Linked DNA regions of Homo sapiens: region 1 is linked to region 2. Evidence: chromatin loops called from intact Hi-C (ENCODE). Cell type or tissue: sigmoid colon. All regions are shown on one strand. Links, peaks and the distances in the headings refer to the core of each region. The heading gives the core; the rest is flanking DNA.

The links. A loop is a pair of places that touch in the nucleus more often than their neighbours do. Peaks named below come from ENCODE experiments on the same cell type or tissue, not always from the same donor. Only the 100,000 strongest peaks of a DNase experiment are listed, where the experiment ranks them.
Region 1: it touches region 2 in a loop (6-fold over the local background); 36 of 110 quality-filtered maps call a loop at or near these places.

Annotation. Positions count from the first base shown.
Region 1 is chr12:93,592,287-93,597,286 of GRCh38, reverse strand. It overlaps a transcript of SOCS2 not described here. Among named protein-coding and RNA genes, the nearest start is that of SOCS2, 22 kb to the right of the region's middle. In sigmoid colon, for the core only: no CTCF peak of the experiment used is centred there; no DNase peak of the experiment used is centred there; H3K4me3 peaks cover 1,710 bases.
Region 2 is chr12:93,729,094-93,745,731 of GRCh38, reverse strand. All of the region lies in intron 2 of CRADD (CARD and death domain containing adaptor protein), which reads right to left. CRADD-AS1 (CRADD antisense RNA 1) reads left to right here and starts at 7,909. Exons shown (of 3, transcript NR_110092.1): 1 at 7,909-8,033; 2 at 9,999-10,167. RefSeq lists silencers at 3,125-3,214, 3,245-3,414 and enhancers at 2,501-3,457, 3,458-4,414. In sigmoid colon, for the core only: no CTCF peak of the experiment used is centred there; DNase peaks (open chromatin) are centred at 7,221, 7,511 and 7,931; H3K4me3 peaks cover 4,161 bases; H3K27ac peaks cover 834 bases.

The DNA of each region.
Region 1 (5,000 bases), core at 1-5,000, 140 kb after region 2:
CAAAGGGTTAGGAATGTGGGAGTCACTATAAATGGGTAGCACAAAGGAGATCTTTGTAATGATAGTTCTGTATCCTGATTTCAGTGGTGGTTACGCCAATCTACAGGTAATAAAATGGCACAGAACTACACAAACACTTTATACCAAGATCAGTTTTCTGGTTTACTTGTGCTATAGTTACAAAAGATGTAGCCAACCACTGGGGGGAAACTGGGTGACAGGTACACAGGCCTTCTCTGTACTATCTCCACAACTTCCTTTGAGATCTATAATTCTTTTGAAATTTTTAAAAATGTGTTCTTTTAAAGGAGAGATATAGACCACATGAAATAATACTTCTATTTTACAGATGAGACAAGTGAGGCCCCCAAGAAGAAAGACAATTTGTAGTAGGTGGTGGAGGGTGCAGGGCAGAAAGGCCTGCAGAACCTGCAGCTTTGTTGTTGTTGTTGTTTGTTTGAGACAGGGTCTTGCTCCGTCTCCCAGTCTAGAGTGCAGTGGTGTAATCTTGGCTCACTGCAACCTCCAGCTCCCAGGTTCAAGCAATTCTCATGCCTCAGCCTCTCAAGTAGCTGAGATTACAGGCGCAGGCCAACACGCCCAGCTAATTTTTGTATTTTTAGTAGAGACGGAGTTTTGCCATATTAGCCAGGCTGGTCTCAAACTCCTGGCTTCATGTGATCTGCCCGCCTCAGCCTCCCAAAGTGCTGGGATTACAGGTGTGAGTCACTGTGCCCAGCCCCTGCAGTTTCCTTTGAACATTCAAGAGATCAAATGCATGGGCCTGGGTCTCTTGGTAGTCTTATCTTAGGAATCTGATATAACCATGACTTCCCAGTTAGTAACTCAGGCTGCATGGCATAGCTTAAGATCCCAAATATTAAATATTAAATCAGGTATTAAAATCAGATAAGCTGATTCAAATCTCGGCTCTGCCACTTAGTAAAGGGATGCCTTTCTACTTTAACCTTCTTTGAGCCTCAGTTTCTTCATCTGCAAAATGTAAACAGACTATGTGGTTTCATGCCAAGCATGGTGTTATGGGGATTAAATCAAATAATGTATGTAAAGTGCATGGCATAAAATTTGGCAAGAGTAAGCACTCAACTAAAAGTCAAGAAACACAGCCTAATACCTGTGAAATAAACCCAAATATGTCTATTATTGATCCCAAGGATTCTCCTACACACTGTCCTATCCAACCATTTAACAATCAGGTTTCCATGCTAGGTGAAATGTGAAAGTTCTGAGAAGTATTAAATTGTGAGTAAGTAGGAACAGGGGCAAACACAGGGGTGAGGCAAATTCAATAAAATTATGACTGTTTTTGCCCTCTATTTGCTACTGGAAAGTAGCTGGAAGAATCACATAAAAAAAAATTAAAAACAAATTAATAAATTTAAAAATAAATTACAAAACAAAAAGACCAGAAAAGAAAGTAAAGTAAAATAAAATAAAACAGCTCATTTTGTTGATGTGACTCTGTAGACTACAATAAGGGATAATCACAAATTAAATGCCTCCCAAAAATGTAGACTCTATTAGATTAACCAAACACAAAGTCAAAAATAGCTATATAACTTGAAGCTCTCAAAAACTACAGGAAGACTATAGATGGTGGTTGTTTAAAATTAAAAAGAAAAAGGAGAGCACGTCTTTTCTTTTGGTCATGAACTAACTGAATTTAACACGAATGAAAGCAGATTTAATCTGTGAGAGGAGAAGGAGCAGGCTCTACTTTCAGTTGGCCGAAGAAAAGCATTCCAGCTCTAGGGGCACAAACACATGCAAGAAATGTGAGACTCAATTTATTTCTCAAAAGGTACATTAAAGTTGACAACAAACTGGCCTGGAATTCTGAAATCAGAACAACAAAGAAGGGTAGAAAGATTGGTCTTTCAACTGAATTTATAGTGACTGGATCTGCAATTTATCTTCAGAAACACGTAAGTCAGGTATCTAAAAGGGGGAAAAAATTCTAAAATGTACCTCCTTTTTAAAAATTAAATCATAAAATTAGTTAAAATATGTGAAGCATTTCCTAAAGTTAACTATCAGTGTGGAACTCAGTAAAATAAATGTCTACTAGAAAAAGAAAAAGCTGAGCATATTTTATTTTCAGTAACGAGTAAGACTCCAAAAGCAAAATCACCCCCCGTCCCCTCACAAATGCTTTTAAGTCGGCAATACTTATGACAAAAAGAGATTGTTTCATTTTGGCAAGATTTTAAGTACCCTAATAAATCTAAGTGTAATACCCATCACATAGTTTACAAACGTAAGGAAGTCAAGGCAATAAAAGAACTCTCAATAAATCCCTACTTTCAAAGTATTGCTGACAAGAGGAATTGGTACCCTATGTTTTGAATTGGATTATTCAATTCGATGTATTAACAAAATGTAGTAAAAACTAGTTCATGTACTGGTTATGTAACCATAAAATTCTTGGTTAATTCTTATTTAAAACACAAAGATCAATGACCTACAAATTCATTTCTTTCCCTGAACTCCCAGTGTTCGAGAGCTGATATTCCCTGACAAACTCCCTTACATAACATTCTTTCTAGTAATGTGGGTCAAACATATATTTATATTATCAGCTGTCAGAACAGAGTTCTCTACAATAAATAAATTCTATACTAATTATCCAGGAAAAACAAGAATTATATCTAAAGAAACAAAGTGAAAATAATAAAAGGAACATGGAGATTTCTTGATTTGGAAAACAAAAATGGAAAAATCCTATCAAGGCCATTAGCAAATTGTTAATTAAATGACACATTTGAGAAAGAATATCTTCTAAAGTCTTAATGGACTCAAAAAATTAAAAGAGTTAGGCAATAGAAATTTAATAGTTAAGAAACATCTTCATTTCACTTTTTAAAAGCTTTTTTACAGAATATGTAAAGAGCTGTAAAAATGAAAGTACTATAATATTGAAGGTCAACTTGAGTCAAAATAAGAAAAGGAGCCTCAGAGTTCAGCTCAACTGTTCTATTGCAATTTTCTATTTTGACATTCTCTGCATTATCCTTAAATTTAAATACATTATTAACTTGAATTCATTGTCTTCTGAATTGGGATTATAAAAATGGATGTGTGTGAAGTGTTAAAAACAACCTGAACTGAGAAACCGATTTGTTCTTCCCTTTTTATTTCAAAAAACAATTTATTTTTGAATTTCTAAAGCAAATAATCATAATCCCCCAGGTGCTTCCTGTCAGTTGTGAACATTCTATTTGGGGACATCATGGAACTGCACATTTTGCCTCCCCTCTCTTCCTGCTGGCTTGTAATGTGTTATGGAAACACTGATTTGAAATTAAGAGTTTTGATTAAACAGGTTTTCTACGCTCTTGATTTATTTCCTTTATTTTAAGGCAGATGCCTCTGTATGGTAACAGTAGCTTACAAAGCCAAAGGGATTCAGACTTTAAATGGGAAATTTATTTTATTTTATTTTAGCGTGGTTCGGTTTGATTTTTGTTTGTTTGTTTTCCTTTTTGCTGACACCCAGATCTTATTCTGACTTGACTTGGCTTCATTTAAGATGAGTTTTCAGGATGAGTGGGCTTGGTCTTACTAGGGTTATTTTCCAGATAAGCAGGTAATTTGGGAAATAAAATACTTGTAAAAGTCCTGTAATTCCCAAAAAGTTGGCTATAATCTAAAAGGTAATTGGGATGCTACTATGATCATTTATAAACAATTTAATAGCAATGTGAACCACATGTTTTTTGAAACATATCTTGGTATCTGGCTTCATCTGTAATAGGTCTTACCTATACAAATCTAAATTAAAATTTGATTTTAATTTAATTCTAATATCTAATTTATTTCTGTTCCTTGTATATGTAAATCAAGGTCAAGTTGCTTCCAGTATCTCAGGCTGAGCCCTATTTGTTTGCTTTTCTTAAACCTCCTTCTCTAACCATAAAAGCTCTCTCTTCTGGAGCTTTAAAGAAGATGCTGTGTTTCTGAGTAGGCGGAGAGCTTTAGGCATTTGGGAGTCATAGCAGATCAGCTATCCCACTGGAGGCAGGATCTAGATATAGAGTCGGGTCAGCGTGATAATAATCTTAGGCAAAGCTAATTCCCTCTCCAGAACCACCTTCCAGTTGTAGGAAATCAGTTTCATTGTTCCTAGAACTGGCCACCCAATCTGGTGTCAGGAGTGGGTGCAGAGGATAACTGGTATGAAAAGAAACAAACACAAAAGGGGAGAGAGAAGGCAGGAAACCAGGATAAGGGGACAGAGAGTAGGGAACTGGAGAAACTTTTACTATAGTTGTGCTTAATCGATGTCCTTTGAACAGAACTAATTGAAGATGATATTATTACACATACCAAAAAAAAAAAAAAAAAAAAAGCTTTCTCAGTCCTACCCTAGGGTTTTTAAAGACAGCTGTCTATGAAGCCACAGTCAAGGCATAGAGCCATGTGCCTGTCCCATAGCTGTGAATGTCTCTGATCAAGGCTGGGACGAAGTTGTTGAGGCCTTTCCACTAGGTTTCTCAGACATCTTTTCTAGAATAGAGATTTAACTTCAAGGGCAATTAATTAGCAAATAAACAAGTTTATTCGATCTCAATGGAAAATATGCTGTTTAAAAATGAACAGTATTTTAAGGAAAACCCTCAGCTATGTGTACAACTTGAAAGACAGAATTTATTTCCATCTGAAATATGCATGGGAACAACCTTTTGGGAATGTGATTTGAAAGTAAATATCTATTAAAATGTTAAGTGCCATGTACCCTTGGGCCCCAAAGTTCCACTTCTAAGAATGTACTCAACATATATGTTCCCATAAGCACACAGCAACAATTAGCACACAGATTTGTACCGCACCGTTGTTTGTAATAGCACGAAACTGGGAACAACCTGTATATCCACTAGCAGGAGACTGATTCAATCAGTAATGGTACATTCATATCATGGAATATTGTGCAGCTGTTGAAAAGAATGAGGCAAAGCCTTATGTTGCCATGAAGATATAAA
Region 2 (16,638 bases), core at 5,102-10,101:
ATCATTCATTATATGAAAATAGTCACAAATTAGGAGAAACAACAGAAGTACCTTACCTACATTGCACGTTTCAGATATAGAGTCACCTGAGATATATGGCTAAGATTGGATTATCACATTTCCCGCAAGGGCTGAGGAGGTACTGGTTTCAAGTGTCAACATACCTGCTGCCTATGCCTCTACCTCACATCTCCAGACCACCAGTCACTTCCCCATAGCACAGCTTCCTAGTATGAGACTGTGAGATCCCCATTTCTCTCCCTGGGCCTCCTCCTTGCTAGAGTTACTGGAAGACATTGGAGTTACTAAAAGGAAGTGGGGAAGTCCAAAAGAGTATTCATAAAACTCCCCTAAAAGCCAAACATTTTCTGTTCCTTGCATCTGTTGATCATCCATTTATTTTTTTTCCAGTAATTTCAAAGCACTAGAATTTGCCCATATGTAATTCATACTTCTGAATAGTTGTCCAGTTAAAATTAATGAATGAGAAAAATTAGAATTTAAGTAGAAAACAGTAATCGAGATCCATAAACAGTAAATTTGGACGTATAAGCAAGTGTGCCCTCCCGTCACCACAAGCTTTAAGAATTATGCAGCTCTATAAGAAGTGAAGAGGGGGTTTACATGTGCCCAACTTGGAAGCTGCAAATTCAAGTACATTTTAGATATGAGTAAGTGGCAGCTAGGTCAGGGAACCCAGTTTCTTATTCAAAATTGGAATCTAATAGAATTATATTTGAATATACCAAAAACTTTCCATGGTTAAAATCAGAGTGCAGAGGAAAACCATTCTTTTTAAAATGCAATTATTATTTTTATTTTATATAGTGGTGGTACTAGAAACTGATCTATTGTGATACCAAAACAAAACAAGAAAATCAAGGAAGATTTTGCAAGGTAGAAAAACTTTGGGTTTTAAAAGCAACAACTACTTATGGTGAATGTTTATTGTTTTTATTAAACCTCTAGAATTATGTATAAGTAATATTTGATGTTACTTGGATTTATTTTAATTTTACCTTGCAAAATTTTCAAAATTAAGATGCTTAAAATCTCTTTTAAATGGCTGCTTATGAGGTTACCATCACAACAAAGTGGTACCCAGAGGGGTATGGTAAGCAGAATGTCAAAGATCTCTCCCGAGAAGTCCCATTACCCAGTTATTCAATCATGCACTTAACTAGGTACTGCTATGAAGGGACACTGCAAGTGTGATTAAGGTTACTAATAAGTTGACTAGCGAGATTAGCCTGGATTATCCAGTTGGGCCACTGTAATCACATGCCCTTTAAAAGTAGAAGAGAAACACATTAGGGGAAGGCAGGGAAATCTAAAGCAAATTCTGCACACTGTGGCTGCCTTTGAAGATGTAGATGGGCAACCTCTAGAAGACCCTTGGTAACAGCCAGCAGTTAGTGCTCTCCAAGAAAGGCAACTGGGCCCCCAGTACAACTACCACATGGAACTAAATTCTGCCAGTGAGCCTGGAAGTGGATTCTCCCCTGGAAGGCCTACAGGTACAAGTCCAGGCCTGCTGCTCCCTTTACTTCAGCCTTGTGAAGGCCCTGGGCACAGAAGCCAGGAGAGCCATCCTGTGCCAAGCTTCTGACCCACAGAAATGATGAGAAAATAAATGGATATGGTAAGCCACTACATTTGTGGTAATCTGTTATGCCCGTAATAGAAAACGAATACAAGGGGTAAAGCAAAAAAGAACCAAAAATGAGCACATAAGAGTCTGTTAAACTCATTTATCTTTATTTAGTGATTTCAGCTAAAGCACAATAAATTACATAGAAACTAAAAATAAAATAGAAAACAAAACTACCATAACAGAGAACAGGATATAAGTGTGAAATAATCAAAGGAATTTTTAAAATAAAAAAAAATGTTGCTAACATAACATTTTATTGCATAATTTCAAGCACTACCTTGAAATTGGAAATTTTGCCATTGTTTCTAAACAATTCAAAAGAAGATGCATAAAGCAAGGATCTGGAGCCCAATATGTGATCATAGTTGCCCTGAATATAAGAAGAGAACACTCATCACGGTCTTCAAGCATGCACCACCCTCACTAAAATATATGAGTAAGAATAATTTTAGGCTTTTATTATTGAAGGGACAGTAAGAATAATTACACAGGGAATTCAGCTTACTATAAGGAATAATGTTCTATTCGAGACCAGCCTGGGCAACATGGCGAAACCAAATCTTTACTAAAAAATACAAAACTTAACCAGACGGTGACGAGGGCCTGTGGTCCCAGGTGCTGGGGAGGCTGAAGTGGGAGGATCGCTTAAGCCTAGGAGGTGGTGGTTGCAGTGAACTGAGTTGGACCCACTGCACTCCGGCCTGGATGACAGAGCAAGACCCTGTCTCAAACAAACAAACAAAAAGAAATAGCATCCTAGTAATTACGGCTCTCCAGCAATGGTATAGACTGCTTCGAAAAGCAGAAATGTTATAAAAAGATCCCTAGAATCCCATAGAAAAATTGGCCTAAAAAACCTCTATATTGTAACTCCAAAATTCTGATTCCATTAACTTAGTAACACAGGGAATACTGGCATTATCGGAGTACTAGTTAAGTTACTATTACTCTATACGCCACATTAATTCATTAAATTTAATATTAGGTATGCAGGACAATTGTCATAGCAACATAAATTATTAGCATTACAAGTTCCTAAACAGAAATATGCATAATACTAAAACGAAACTATTTTAAAGGGCAGACATTTATTTTTAATTCTGCAGGATTTCTTTTCAAAAGTGAACTTTGGTGTAGCCTCTGGTCTGGGGCGGAAGATGAGAATGGGAGGGCAGCCTGACCCCCCTCCTGATAAGGAAGGACCCAGCGCATAACCTGTTCAGGATCTGGAGCCGCACAAACACCTGACTCGCCCCTTCAAAACAAGATCCGCGGAATGGCTCGGGACACAACAAGAAATTGCCGGCAACCTGTGACGGCTCATTTTTACCGACAGTGGGAGGCGGGCAGTCGGAAGGAATGCCCATTTCTCCGGTGTTCCTTCCCAGAAGCAAAAGAACGTGTTTGTTTATGCAAGATTTACGTTTCACTCAGGTTTGGGTTGGGTTTGTTTCCTGGAGATGGAGCTGAGTTTCCCTGGTTTTGCTGGAGTGAGGACAAGCTGATCGCTCCGTATTTACCTTTCACTTGAGCCAAATTGGACAAATGCAAATAAACAGGTCTTGCAGGCGCCCCCCGGCAGTCGGCGCCGCCTCCCCGCGCTGGGCTGGGCAGCCGGGGCCCGCAGAGGCAGCCGGCGCCCTAGGGCGGCTGGGGCCGCGCGCCTCCCTGCCCCGCTGCGCGGCCCGCGGGTGCCCGGCCAAGCGCTGGCTTATCTGCAGCTCCCACAGCGCCCCCGCACTCACCAGTTCCTAGAGCAGGGATTCCGAGAAAAAAGAAAGAGCCGGGTTCCCTAGAAACATTAAATTAACACAAGGGATCTGGAAACAAAACAGCAGATGCCTCAAAGCCTTCTCCTTGACGGCTTCCTGCCTTCTTGGAAAATCTTTGCATTAAAATAGATTGAATTACCCTGCTCTGCCAGATGCTGCTCGGGAACTTCATTTTGGGCTAACATGAAAGGAGAGTTTGACATCTTTTAAAGGATTTTTCTTTTCGAGGTGGTTTGAGGGGCGCCTTTGGGTTGCTGACATTAGCAAGGACCCAAGGCTGAGCTTTTTGCATTACAGTCGAGAACTTTCCATAACAATGGCTAGCAAATCAGATAACAAAGATCATGGCGTGTAGAGGAGACGCGGTGGAGCATAGAATGAGCACTAAGGGTTCAGAAGCCGAGGTTGCTGTCTCTGGGAAGAGCCTAGAAAGAGCACAGGCCAGCCGCCTCCTTTTACAGGGGAGAAAATGTCTTTTATTTCTAAGCCTACTTATTTTGACCATAGCTATGAGAACTATCTAATGGCATTTCCAGAGAGTCACAAACAAGCAGAAAGGCTTGTGAGTAGTATTTTATCAGCCTCTTTGTTCTAAAGCCCATCGTCTAACCTCCACCGACCCCTATCTACAAATTAATCAGACCATATAATTTGTAAATTCAAACCCAGATTAATAACCACACACCTTGAACAGTGGGTCTTCAGCACAGAGTGTATTCCACTTTCCTGTCATGTTAACTTTCATATTTAAAGAATTTTGGTAGCTGAGAACAAGATCCAAAGCTTCCTATGAGGTATCAGGATTTTACAGAGTAAATTGTTTTTACTGGAGTAGGATCTTCTTTGACATTTTAACTTTTTTTCATGATAACCTTTAGGAAAGGACGCTATAATCCTTAGTCGCTAATTTATATGTGTCATGCTTTCTAGTAAACTGGAAAATAACCTACATTCTTAAAAGGATTCTATGCTTATCCCAAATTTAGGAGCACAAGATGGGGGAGAAGTATATTACAACAAGATACTCTAAACACAAATAAAATTAAATATCCTTGCCTAAGCATGAAAGCAATAAAACTCATCTTAAAGCAATGCAGTCAGACAAAATCATTGCATCTGTAATAAGGGTAAGTACACAACTCCGGGAGTTAGCAGCCCTAAATATTTCTGTTCTAATGACACACAAGAGATACACAAAATCTATCATTCCTCCCTGATGTACGAAAAAATAAAGGGCAATTTCATAACACCTTTGGTGCTTTCTAACTTAATAGCTGGCCTTCAGGAAAAGCAAGTATAATTTTTGAGTGTTTATAAGAAAGCAAAGGAAAATGTTGCAAAAAATTACTTGGCTCAAAGGCCACAGAGAAAGCCGGAATCTGCAGGACTCACCAAGCTACACAGCTGTTTTAAAACCGAAAGTCAAACAGCTTTTAAAAGGTATTAAGTATTTTCTACAACAAAATCATCAAATATACATACTTCTTTTTATCCTGCAAATAGACATTTTATTTCTATTAGAAAAAAACTATAGTTACACAAACAATAACTAGACTGCTGTAATAAATATAACTAGCCACATAATACTAGTCAACGCTGGCTTTTTAAAAGATTACCAGAGAATTTCAAAATGATTCTGAATGATCAAGTGTGACTCGTATATTTTTTAGGTAGGCATTGATGTTAAGAATATGGCTTTCACAGAAATAGAATCCAATTTATCTTATTTCCATATATTAATCATGGCAACAAATAAAAATGATGACAAAAATCACTAAGATAGTTTCTTTAAATTTTTTTAAATTAAAAACCAAAACCTTAGGTAAATCTGACAATCCTCCCCCAAAATTGGTTTTCGAAAAAAAGTCTTCAGGTCATAGAAAAAATGTAGATGGCTTATAACCCTTAGAATTCCTTTTAGTTAATGAGAATCTCATTTTTGGAATTTCTTCAAACTTAACTGAAATGTTAATGAAAAAGAGAAATATTTAGATGTTGAGAAAAAAAGTTGTTCTAATTATTCTGCTTCACTATCTCATTTCAGCTCATCAAAGTTAAATAGCTAATAAACAACTGGTCTGTTTTGGCAGATTTTTTTTCTATTTTAAAATTCATTACTAAACAGATGAGGTTACTGCTAGTTAAAATTCTGAATCCAAATGCCATACATGCTGTTGTAAAAACTGTGCAGTTTTAAATATATTTTTACTTCTATATATTTTTGAATCTTTAGCCAAACTCCTCCAATAAAGTTTTAGTTTATGATGTTTTCTAAAATAAAAACATTTGTATTTTATGCTATAAAAATCAATAAATGTCTTCTAAAGTTAGGTGCTCCAAAATAAATGATTCAAAAGTTTTAATGAAAGCCCTCTTATAATTAAAGAAGGTGATTGGTAATGAGGAGGAAAATGGGAGGCATATTTACAATAAATCAAAAGCAGAATTGTGATTAATGGGCTCCACAATGATTATTAATGTTCTCCCTATAAAATATTGATGTTTGCATTAATTTAAAAGTACAGACTGGGTTTTTTGCTTTGTTAAATGAAAAATAATTTTTTTCCTATTTTAAAATGAGAATGACTATTTTAAAAACAGAAGACTATGTCCAAGATCTTTCCCTTTCCCCATTTCAAAATTATGAGTTTTCTTTTTGTCTTTCTGAATTCTTGAAATCCAGTGACATTGTCATAGCTCTGAGAACCAAAATAATAGAAACCACTAACTGTAGGAGACAGCCTTGATGCTTTTGATTATATTTTCCTAGAAAGATTTTTATGATATTTAATCTTAATAGCTTTTTTTTTTTAGGAACTCCTCTAATGCCAATAAATGAGAATCTAAATCTCAGGAGTTTAGGCAAATTTAGCCCATCAGCATAGCCTAAAAACAGGATAATTTAATAAAACCTAAATAATACATTAGTTTTTAAATAATATGTTATATACTTTAGATATATATATATATATCCTGTTAAGATTAGTGGGTACCAACCTCATATCTGTATTGGAAATAAGCAGGGTGCAGATTTTTAAAAGGAAAAGAGGCTACACTACTACTCAAAGTCTCCTCAACATTTGGATGCAGGAGAGAAATGGAAAGAAAGTCGAGTTCATCAGGGCTGGTGCCCATCCCATGGCACTACACTTCCTCCTATCCCCTGACCACTGCCAAGTTTGGTCAGGATAGGTGGCTTCGTGTCTCTACATAGTCAGATACCTGTGTATTTTGCTGGGAGAAGGGGAAAAAAAATAAACAAATAAAAATAAAACTCTCTATTCCCAAACTCCCTGCATCCTTTCAAAGTCACATTTTATTAATGGAAATTAAAATGATGAAGAAAGAAACCATTAGTAACCTAAATGATAAGTTTCCCCTTAAAGACACATTTTAACACCAACAAGAGGACTTTCTTCTTTCACTTTCTTCCTTCCTTCCTTTCCTCGTTTCTCTCTCTCCCTCTCTTTCCTTCTTTCTTTCTCCTTCCCTCTCTCTCTTCTCTTTTTCTTTCTAGTCAGAGTTTGTGACTTACTAATTATTTTTATTCTGTTTGAATAGGGTCCCTGTTATCTTTTGTGATTTTCTGAAATGAAGTTAAGATTTCCATTATTTATGAGAATAAAACAGGAGGTTGACACTTTACGCACAAAAAAGAATAACCAAAGGTTACAATGACATCAGTTTTAGTTTTTATTAAGGGCTGGCGTGTGGTGCAGGGGGTGGCGGTGGGAGCGGGGTGAGGCAGGTGTGAGGAATGAGTTTGTTTCTTCCAAGAGAAGGATTTGCTTTGGTCAGTGTTGCTGCAGTCCCAGTGAAGGGGCCTACTCTGCCAGCTCTTCTGGGTAGACTTCATAACAGAGTGGGCAGGCTCAATTCTCTAGGAAGCCTGATGATGGCAACTGCATCTCATGGAAGAATTCCACAAAGGGTTAAATTAGGGTGAGATTGTCAACAGGCTTCAAAAAGGCAGAGTTCCAGGGCCCATGCCTGAGGTCTCATGGGCCTCCTTCAGGTCCTCATCCCCACAGTCTGACACTTTTGGCCCTTCTCTTCTCCAGCTCCCCACCCCATTCTTCGGCCAGTCCTTCCTTTTTCCTCTAACCCTGCAAAAAATGAGCAGCGCTGTTGTTTTGTTCCAACTGACAAAACAGCTAAGAAACAGCAGAACATGACTGCCCTTTGCAAAATGGGCCATGTGATCCTCCTAGCTCAATTCAACACTTACAGTAAAAACGAATAGAAAGGGACCTGTTTATGAAACTCTCCTGCTTGCCTTTGGAATACTCTCATCCTCTCCCTTCTCAGCCTCCTAAATACCCAAGTGAATTTATATAATGAGCTTTATTTTATCACCCTGAAATTCTTCCTCAGTCCAAATTGCTAATGTGGCAGGTTCCAGCTGCCCAAATTCCCTAAACAACATTGCCTGTTCCATAAAAAGCATGCAATTACAAGCACAGCAGTCCTGCTCTGGTTCTTAGAACTATAAACTGACTACACAGCTCCCTGGCCCGGGAAGGCTATGAAACAGGCAACATGGACAATTTAAAGGTGTACAACATCCGAGGTTCCATTTCACCCTCAGGCAGCACGGAGTGGACAAGGTAAGGCCACCCTCCACTTTTCTTCTGGCTACTATATTGATTCTCTGGAAACTCTCTCTGCTCCAAAAGAAACCACCCAATCCCATGGAGAAAAGGTGACACTGAATTTGCACTGCTTTTTATGGTTGCATTTGTTTGACTAAGAGGGAGCAGAGTTCCATACAACAGACTGCTTTAGTTGGGTGACTTGAAAATAACACATACCAGATTAGTTCTCCAGATGCAGATTAGTACTAAGTTTGAATCCTTTCTTTTAAATTAATTAATGTAATCTCAATGTTTACATAATAGACATTGACTTTTATCTGGCACATACAGTATATGACTCTGCCTTTAGCAAAAATACCATTCAAGCTATCTTTAGCAGATGTGAATGTTTTATTTTTATTTTGGGGACTCCAAAGAGAGTCCATAACCTACCTTGGCATTGTCAGATCTCAAAAAAAGCTTTCTTCATACTTGCAATATAGTAATATCTAAGTACTTGGACATCTCTGCACAAAATATATGGGTCCACATCTCCCTGTTTTTCCATATACTATTCCCTCTGCAACCTTGTTCACATAGCAAACTCTAATTTATTCTTCAATAGGCAGCCTATGCCACCTTCCCTCAACTATCCCAGACCAGTAGTCATCACTGCCTCCTCTACCCCTTGTACATTTCTCTATGTGGTCTCACCAGAGAAGTACTATGTTTGCTCATATGTCTGGTCTCACCAGACAGTACCATGTTTGCTCAACTCAAAGTTCCTTGAGGAAATAATTGTATTTGTATCTCCAGTGCCTTGCATATTTTGTATCACATAATGAGTTCTATAAAAGAGAACTAAACTGATGTGGCTATGAAATGATTTACAGCTTTTAACTGGAATGAGCCTAGTACAAGACTCACTTAGATGCTGGTGGTTGATCCTAAGTTTCTCATGCTGTTATCTGCAATCATTTGCTCTTGCTCTACATTCAGAAGAGAAAGAAAAACTGGTGACACTAATCTGGCCTCTATATCATAATTAGACCAGGGGTAGGATCTGAGAAACTAGAAAATATTTAGCCTACCCCTAGTCACATCCTAAAAGACATCAATGTGGAACTCAAGGAACTCAGTGGATTTACCAACATTTATCATACCCTATATCCACCCATTATAACTACTTGAATTGTCATGGATGGGAACAGAAGATAGATTTTATTGTGGAGAACAGAATAAATCTAATAAAAGAAATAACTAGAGGAAAAGTTGGGGCTAGTTGACGTTTTTAAGTAGAGATGGGAAAAACATAAATGATGGTGGTCAGCACAGAAAGTTTTGAATATAAGGACTTTAGAAATCAATGTGGTCACTCTTTTCTAGTAATAGGCTGACCATGGACAAAAATAATAGGAACATTATTCCCTAGTTCCTTTGCAATGTACTGTACTGTTATTTAAGCATCCCAGCATCATGCTTGCTTTGATAAATACAAATCTAGCTCAATTGCCATGATTCTGCTTTGAGGCTCTCTCTTTTTTAATGATTTATATGTCATGCTCCCCAAAAGTCTTTCTAAAATTATACCAAAGGGAAAGAAGCAAAAAAAGGGGAGCTTAAATGTTCTGAGGAGCTGTTAGATGTGCCTGGTGCTTGCTATGCACTTCTTTTTGAGACAGAGTCTCCCTCTATTGCCCAGGCTGGAGTGCAGTGGCGTGATCTCAGCTCACTGCAACCTCCGCCTCCAGGGTTCAAGGGATCATCCCACCTCGGCCTCCTACTAGATGGAAATACAGGCCTGAGCCACCACAACCAGCTTGCTATGCACTTTATATACACCATCTATATGTATACCACCCTCCCAACAACTCCACTTGGTAGGAATAATTATTCTCATTTTAAATCAGTTTTAACCTAGGTGTCTCTGGTTCTAGATCTAGTATTTTTTCTACAAATAATACGGTTCCAATTTCTTTCTTTTCTTTCTTTTTGTAGAGATGGGGTCTCACTTTGTCACCCAGGCTGGGCTCAAACTCTTGGCTTCAAGCGATCTTCTCGCCTTGGTCTCCCAAAGTGCTGGGATTACAGGCTTGAACTACTGTACTCGACTGACTTTTCCTATTTCTAATGTCAGCATGAAGAACACAAGAAGTCAGCTTCAAAGGTAAGAGGTGTATCATTCATTCATTCAACATTTATTCCACAGCTACGATGAACCAGGCACTATAGTCTCTTTGAGGATATAAACATAAATAAGTTCTGGGACTCGACTTCAGCTTGCTCACAGTCTAATGGAAAAGAGACATAAAAACAACTTGGTTTATTCTATTTTCCCTAGGCTCTGTATTTGGATCCCCACACCTTGTCACTTTTTGCTGCCACTTTACAAACTTTCCATATCTTAAGAGTTACTCTATCTTTATTTACACATTAGTAAAACACAAGAAACCTGCCCCATTTCGTAAGCTGCCTACACTGCTAAAATCACATCCTAGAGGGAAGTGAGATGGAACAAACCATAAGCATTTGAACTCGCTTGTGCCGCTCTGGGTTTCCATGCTGCCAGGGTGTTTGTTCATTCATTTATTTGCATATTTTGGAGGGCCTACAGGAGGCCCAGTGCTAGCCAGGGAAACAGCGGTGAAAATGACATAACTAGTGTTCTGCCCCCATGGAGCTTACCCTCTAACCTTTACAGGAAGGGGAGGCAGACAGTCAACAAAATCCTGGATTGTGATAGGTGAGTCATTAAGGAAAATCACAGGGTGCTATGAGAAAGCACATATGGTACAGGGACCTAACCTTGGCAGGGGGATGAGGAAGGCCTCCCCTAGGAAGTGGCATGAAAGCTGAGATCTGTGAGTTGAGTGGGATTAGCTTGGTGAAGATAGGGGGAAGACGGACAAGGAGGGAAACAGAGAAGAGGATTCCAAGCTGAGGGAACAGTGCATACAAAGGGCTGAAGCTGGAAAGAACACAATACCTCTGAGGTCAGGAAAGAAGGCTAGCATTTGCAGAAGACAGGCAATACGAGGGACGGGGTCCGGAGACAGAGCTGGGAAGGAAGCACTGGCCTGATGATGCAGTGGTGTTCTGGATTTCAAATCTCATTCTAAGAGCAGCGGGAACATATTGAAAGGTTAAAGCAGCTCAGTTGAGTGCACTTAATGTTCTTTAAAATTCCCTTGGCTACCTATGATTGAAGTATTGAGAAAAACACAGTGTGAAAACATGTTTCATTAATGAAAAACTTGTTTAGAATACAAAAGTGGTATAGATAAAAGAGTTCTAAATAAAAAATAATGGGTTTTATTCATAGCATTATTATCCCAAGTAAGTCATTTAATCTCAAAATATTTTTGTTTCCTCATCTAGCAAATGAAAATACTAAAAAATTCAAAATTCACATACTTGTTTTAAAAAGCAAATGAAATAATACATTTGAAAATGCTTTGAATCTCTAAAATGTAAGCTCCTTGAGGGAAGGGACTTTGACTATTTTACTACTATACCTAGGACCTAGAAGATGGATGGACGGATGGATGGATGGATGGACGGATGGATGGGATGGATGGACAGATGGATGGACTGATGAACAGACGGATGGCTGGATAAAAGAAAGTGAGGGAGGAAGACAAGAAGGGAAAAAAAGAAAGGAAGGGAAGGAGGGAGGAAGGGAAAAAAGGATGGACAGGCCAGGCAGGTGGCTCACGCCTGTAATCCGAGCACCTTGGGAGGCTGAGGTAGACAGATGGCCTGAGCCCAGGAGTTTGAGACCAGCCTGGGCAACATGGCAAAACCCTGTCTCCTCAAAAAATATAAAAATTTAGCAGGGTGTGGTAGCGCATGCCTGTAGTAACAGCTTCTCAGAAGGCTGTGGTGTAGGATCGATTGAGCCTAGGAGATTGAGGCTGCAGTGGGCCTTGATCACCACTGCAGTCTAGCCTGGGTGACAGAGTGAGATGCTGCCTCAAAAAAAAAAAAAAACAAAGGATGGATGAATGGATGAATGAATCACATCAAGCACCATATTGTGCAAATATGAAGCAAGACATACAGCATGTGGCAGTCCACCTGAGCAGGCAGCCTCCCCAGGAACTCAATGTCACAGCATCACCAATGCTTGCCAAGCAGCCAGGCCTTCCTTCAGTGCTGGCACACTGGGCACCTCCAGCAGCTATTCCAGACGGCTGGGTGATGGGGGCAAGCACAGCATCAGAGGCCCATGACATCACCTCTTCAGTGTGGCTGGTGAGAGGGGCGATTGTGAGAAATGAAACACTGCCTTTTCCTGCTTCTTCTTCCTCATACACTAGTCTCTGACACGCACCCCAAAGCCAAGCCCTAAGTACACATCCTTCTCCACTCATATAATCCCTACCTACAGATTCTTATTCTTTGTTTACCAAATGTAGTATTAGAATACATTTTTATATAACTTATTAACACTTTTCTTATACTGCACAGTCTTAGCTATGTGTACCCAATTTCTTAAAGAATTACAACTAAAGATAAAAAAGAGAAGAGGAAAAATATTAAAAGCCTTAACATGTTCTTTGATATTTATTAGCTTTATAACAATAATGATAGTAACCATTCATTGAATACTGACTTTCCTCCAGGCATAGAGTTTGACACTTAGCCTATATCACTTCAAATCCTTACAACCCCTAAAAAGGTCAGCATTATGACTCCATTTCTTGGGGAAGAAAATTGAGGCACAGAGCAGAATGATTTGCCCAAGGTTAGGAGGTTGTTAAGGGCAGAACCAGTGTTCAAATCTGGGTCTATTAGACAAGACAGTGTGCATTCTTTCCATTACACTACATATTATTATGAAAATCTTCTAAAAGAAATTGGACTACTTATGAAAAAAGAGCAACCACTTACTGAACATTTAATCTGCCAGGCAGTTATGCTCTTTACAAAAATTATGTCATTTAATCCTCTCAACAACTCTGTCAGGTCTGTACTTTTGAAATGAAGAAACTAAAGCTTAGAGAGACTAGAGTGACTTGCCAAAGCTCAAAAAACGACTAAGTGGTAGAGCCTGGATTTTAACCCAGGTCTGTCTGACTCTAAAATGCACCCTCTTAACTGCTACACAAGAGTTCCACTATTCAAATATCATCAGTATAACTTGTATGCCTTCAAAGGAGAATGTCAAAACAGAAGAACAGGGTCAAAAAACCATTTTAAAGATAATTCAAAATAACTACTGCATTAAGACACCATCTCTAAGAGCCCATTACTAACCATTTTCTCTGAGATGTTGCCTTGTTCTGTTGTCCCAAATGGCCTTTAGAACGATCTGCAACCAGTGTTTTCAATACAAGTGTTTTCCTTTTACATTTGGTAAGTAATTTAAAAATCTGTTTCTAAAACTACCAGTTCAACCAAATGGAGCTCATAACTCTGCGCCCAAATCTTTAGAGACACTGAAAATGCACACTAAAGTTACTTAGTCCACAATTCTTATTAAATAATGTTCTTTGATGGTCAGGATAATGTTCAAAGTCACTGTGCAAATTGCTCATGTCATATAAAATACTAGATTTCACTGTTTCTTTCTTTCTTTTTTTTTTTTTTCTTGAGACGGAATTTCACTCTTGTCGCCCAGGCTGGAGTGCAATGGTGCCATCTCGGCTCACCGCAACCTCCACCTCCTGCGTTCAAGCGATTCTCCTGCCTCAGCCTCCCAAGTAGCTGGGATTACAGGCACCCATCACCATGCCTGGCTAATTTTATATTTTTAGTAGAGATGGAGTTTCTCCATGTTGGTCAATCTGGTCTCGAACTCCCGACCTCAGGTGATCTGCCTGCCTCAGCCTCCCAAAGTGCTGGGATTACAGGCGTGAGCCACCACACTCGGCCAGATTTCACTGTTTCATAATAAATTTTGAAGATTATATCAAGCATTTTAAAATACACCCAACATGATTGTCTCCCTATCAGAAATAATTCTTTTCTAAACCAGAAGAATCCTCAGGTAGGTCTCCTTAGCTATACTCGTTAAGCTATATGGCTATATTTGTTAAGCAAACATAGCTATATTTGTTAAGCCAACTTTTTAAAACCTCATTTGTAATTAAGAAGGTGTTCGCCTTCTTGATCTACTGATTGGGCAAAGAGGACTTCCTTGTATCTATGGAGAAGGATACATAACTTTCACACTGATTGGATATGTAAACCAAGTCGCTGGCAAACTATTACTTTAAACACAGTCATTGAAATAGAAGCCTGGCAATTCTTGGACTAACATGTGGGAAATAATGTATGTGTGAGCACATGCCTGTGCCAACTTTCAAAAAGTAAAATATAAGTACAGGAAGTACCTACATACTCCCTAACAAAAGCAAAGTAAATATACAGATCTGGATGAACATCCCCAAATTCTGTGCTTAATCTTCAAGTTGAGATGTTCTATCAGTCTGAGAAAATTATAGTATATATTTTTAAATACTTTTTTCAACTGGAGTCTATGTATAGAGCAAAAATAAACCAATAAATACTGCAGAAAAATATGAAGAAAAAAATAAAACACTAATAATTATACCACTGTCAATACTGTGTTTCACAGCCTCCCCAGACTTTTTTCTTGGCATATGTGTATATGACTTGGAGTTTTTCAAATATAAAGTTGCACCACAAAACTGTTTTGCAACATGCTTTGTTTTATTTTATTTTTCCATCCAATAGCAAATGAGGGTCAGCCGGGTGCAGTGGCTCACACCTATAATCCCAGCACTTTGGGAGGCCAAGGCAGGCAGATCAGTTGAGAGGTCAGGAGTTGGAGACCAGCCTGGCCAACATGGTGAAACCCCGTCTCTACTAAAAATATAAAAATTAGCCAGATGTGGTGGCATGTGCCTGTAATTCCAGCTACTTGGGAGGCTGAGGTGGGAGAATAGCTTGAACCCGGGAGGTGGAGGTTGCAGTGAGCCGAGATTGTGCCACTGCACTCCAGCCAGAGTGACAGGGCAAAGCTCCATTAAAAAAAAAAAAAAAAAAGTAAATGAAGGTCAATGTTTAAATAATAAATATAGCTCTACATCTTCAATTCTCTCATAACTCATTTAACCCATCTTTCACTGATGGACAAGTTTCTTTCAACATTTTGCTTTTATAAACAATACTGAAATGAACACTGTTTACATATAAGCACTTATCAAATTAGTCCTTTCAGACAAATTCTTAGAAGTAGAAAGACTGTATCAAAGAATGTAGCTTTCAATACATATTGCCAAAGTGCCTTCCAGAAAAATCATGCCAGTTGACACTACCAGCAGCAATATATGAGAGTGCAGGCTTCACACTCTGATCTTCCCTGGCTATGAATATTCCTTTTCAATTGTTGCCAATCTAATAGGCAAAACAAATGGTAACTTCTGGTTGCTTTCACTGAATTTTCTTTTTATACAAATACTGATATATAGGAGCAGTAGGTCCGTGTTATACTGAAGAGCAAGAATTTCAGAGGCAGACAGCCCTGGGCTGCAACAGTTTTGCTAAATGTGTGATCTAGGACAAGCTGCTTTAGCTCCCTAAATTGGACTGTCCTCATTGCACAATGTAAATAATTGCACCTGTCTCATAGTATTTTCTTAAGCAAGATATGATACTAGCCCAGTGCTTGGCAGACAATAAACAGTAAATGGTACCTGCTAGTAGTAGTGATAGTGATATAGTAGTAGTAAAGAATTCAGCGGCCATTTGTATTTCTTCTCTTGCAAATTACCTTTTCATATCTTTGGTCTGATTTTGTCGTGGAGAATGCATCTCTTATTTATTAACCTGTAAGAGCTCTTTATAAACTATGGGCAATAACCCTTTGGCCACTATATATATAGCCAACATTTTCTCCACATTGACATTAGTTTTTAATATTATGGTGTTCTTTGTAATTTTTGCTTAGTAATCTAAGATTTTTTTTTTTTTTTTTTGAGACGGAGTCTCTCTCTTGTTGCCCAGGCTGAAGTGCACTGGCGCAATCTCGGCTCACTGCAATCTCTGCCTCCCAGGTTCAAGCAATTCTCCTGCCTCAGCCTCCCGAGTAGCTGGGATTTCAGACATGCACCACCACGCCAGGGTAATTCTGTATTTTTAGTAGAGATGGGGTTTCTCCATGTTGGTCAGGCTGGTCTCAAACTCCAACCTCAGGTGATCTGCCCGCCTTGGCCTCCCAAAGTGCTGCAATTACAGGCATGAGCCACCGTGGCTGGCTGTAAGATCTCTTTTTAAAATTTATTTAGTTTCTGCTATTGGTATCATGCTTACAAAGATCTCTGCTACCACAAGATTATAAATAAAGATTAAGTATATATTTTGTGCTTTTATAGATTCTTTAGTTTTTTAACATAAAATCTTTAAACATAAACAATATTGCTATTAAGTAGGAATTTAACTTTATCCTTTTCTTCCTCTAAATGACTAGTATGTAATCCCAATGCCTTTTACAAATCTCATCACTGACTTGATGTGCCACCCTGGCATTAAAGAGTTGATAATTCCTAACCTGAAATTCTGAAATCATAAAGCTCTGAAAACAGAGTCTTTTGTTTTTTGCGGTTTGGTGCTTAAATTCATTTGGTGGCAAAACTTGACCTGAGCTAATGTGAGGCTATTTCTGGTCTTT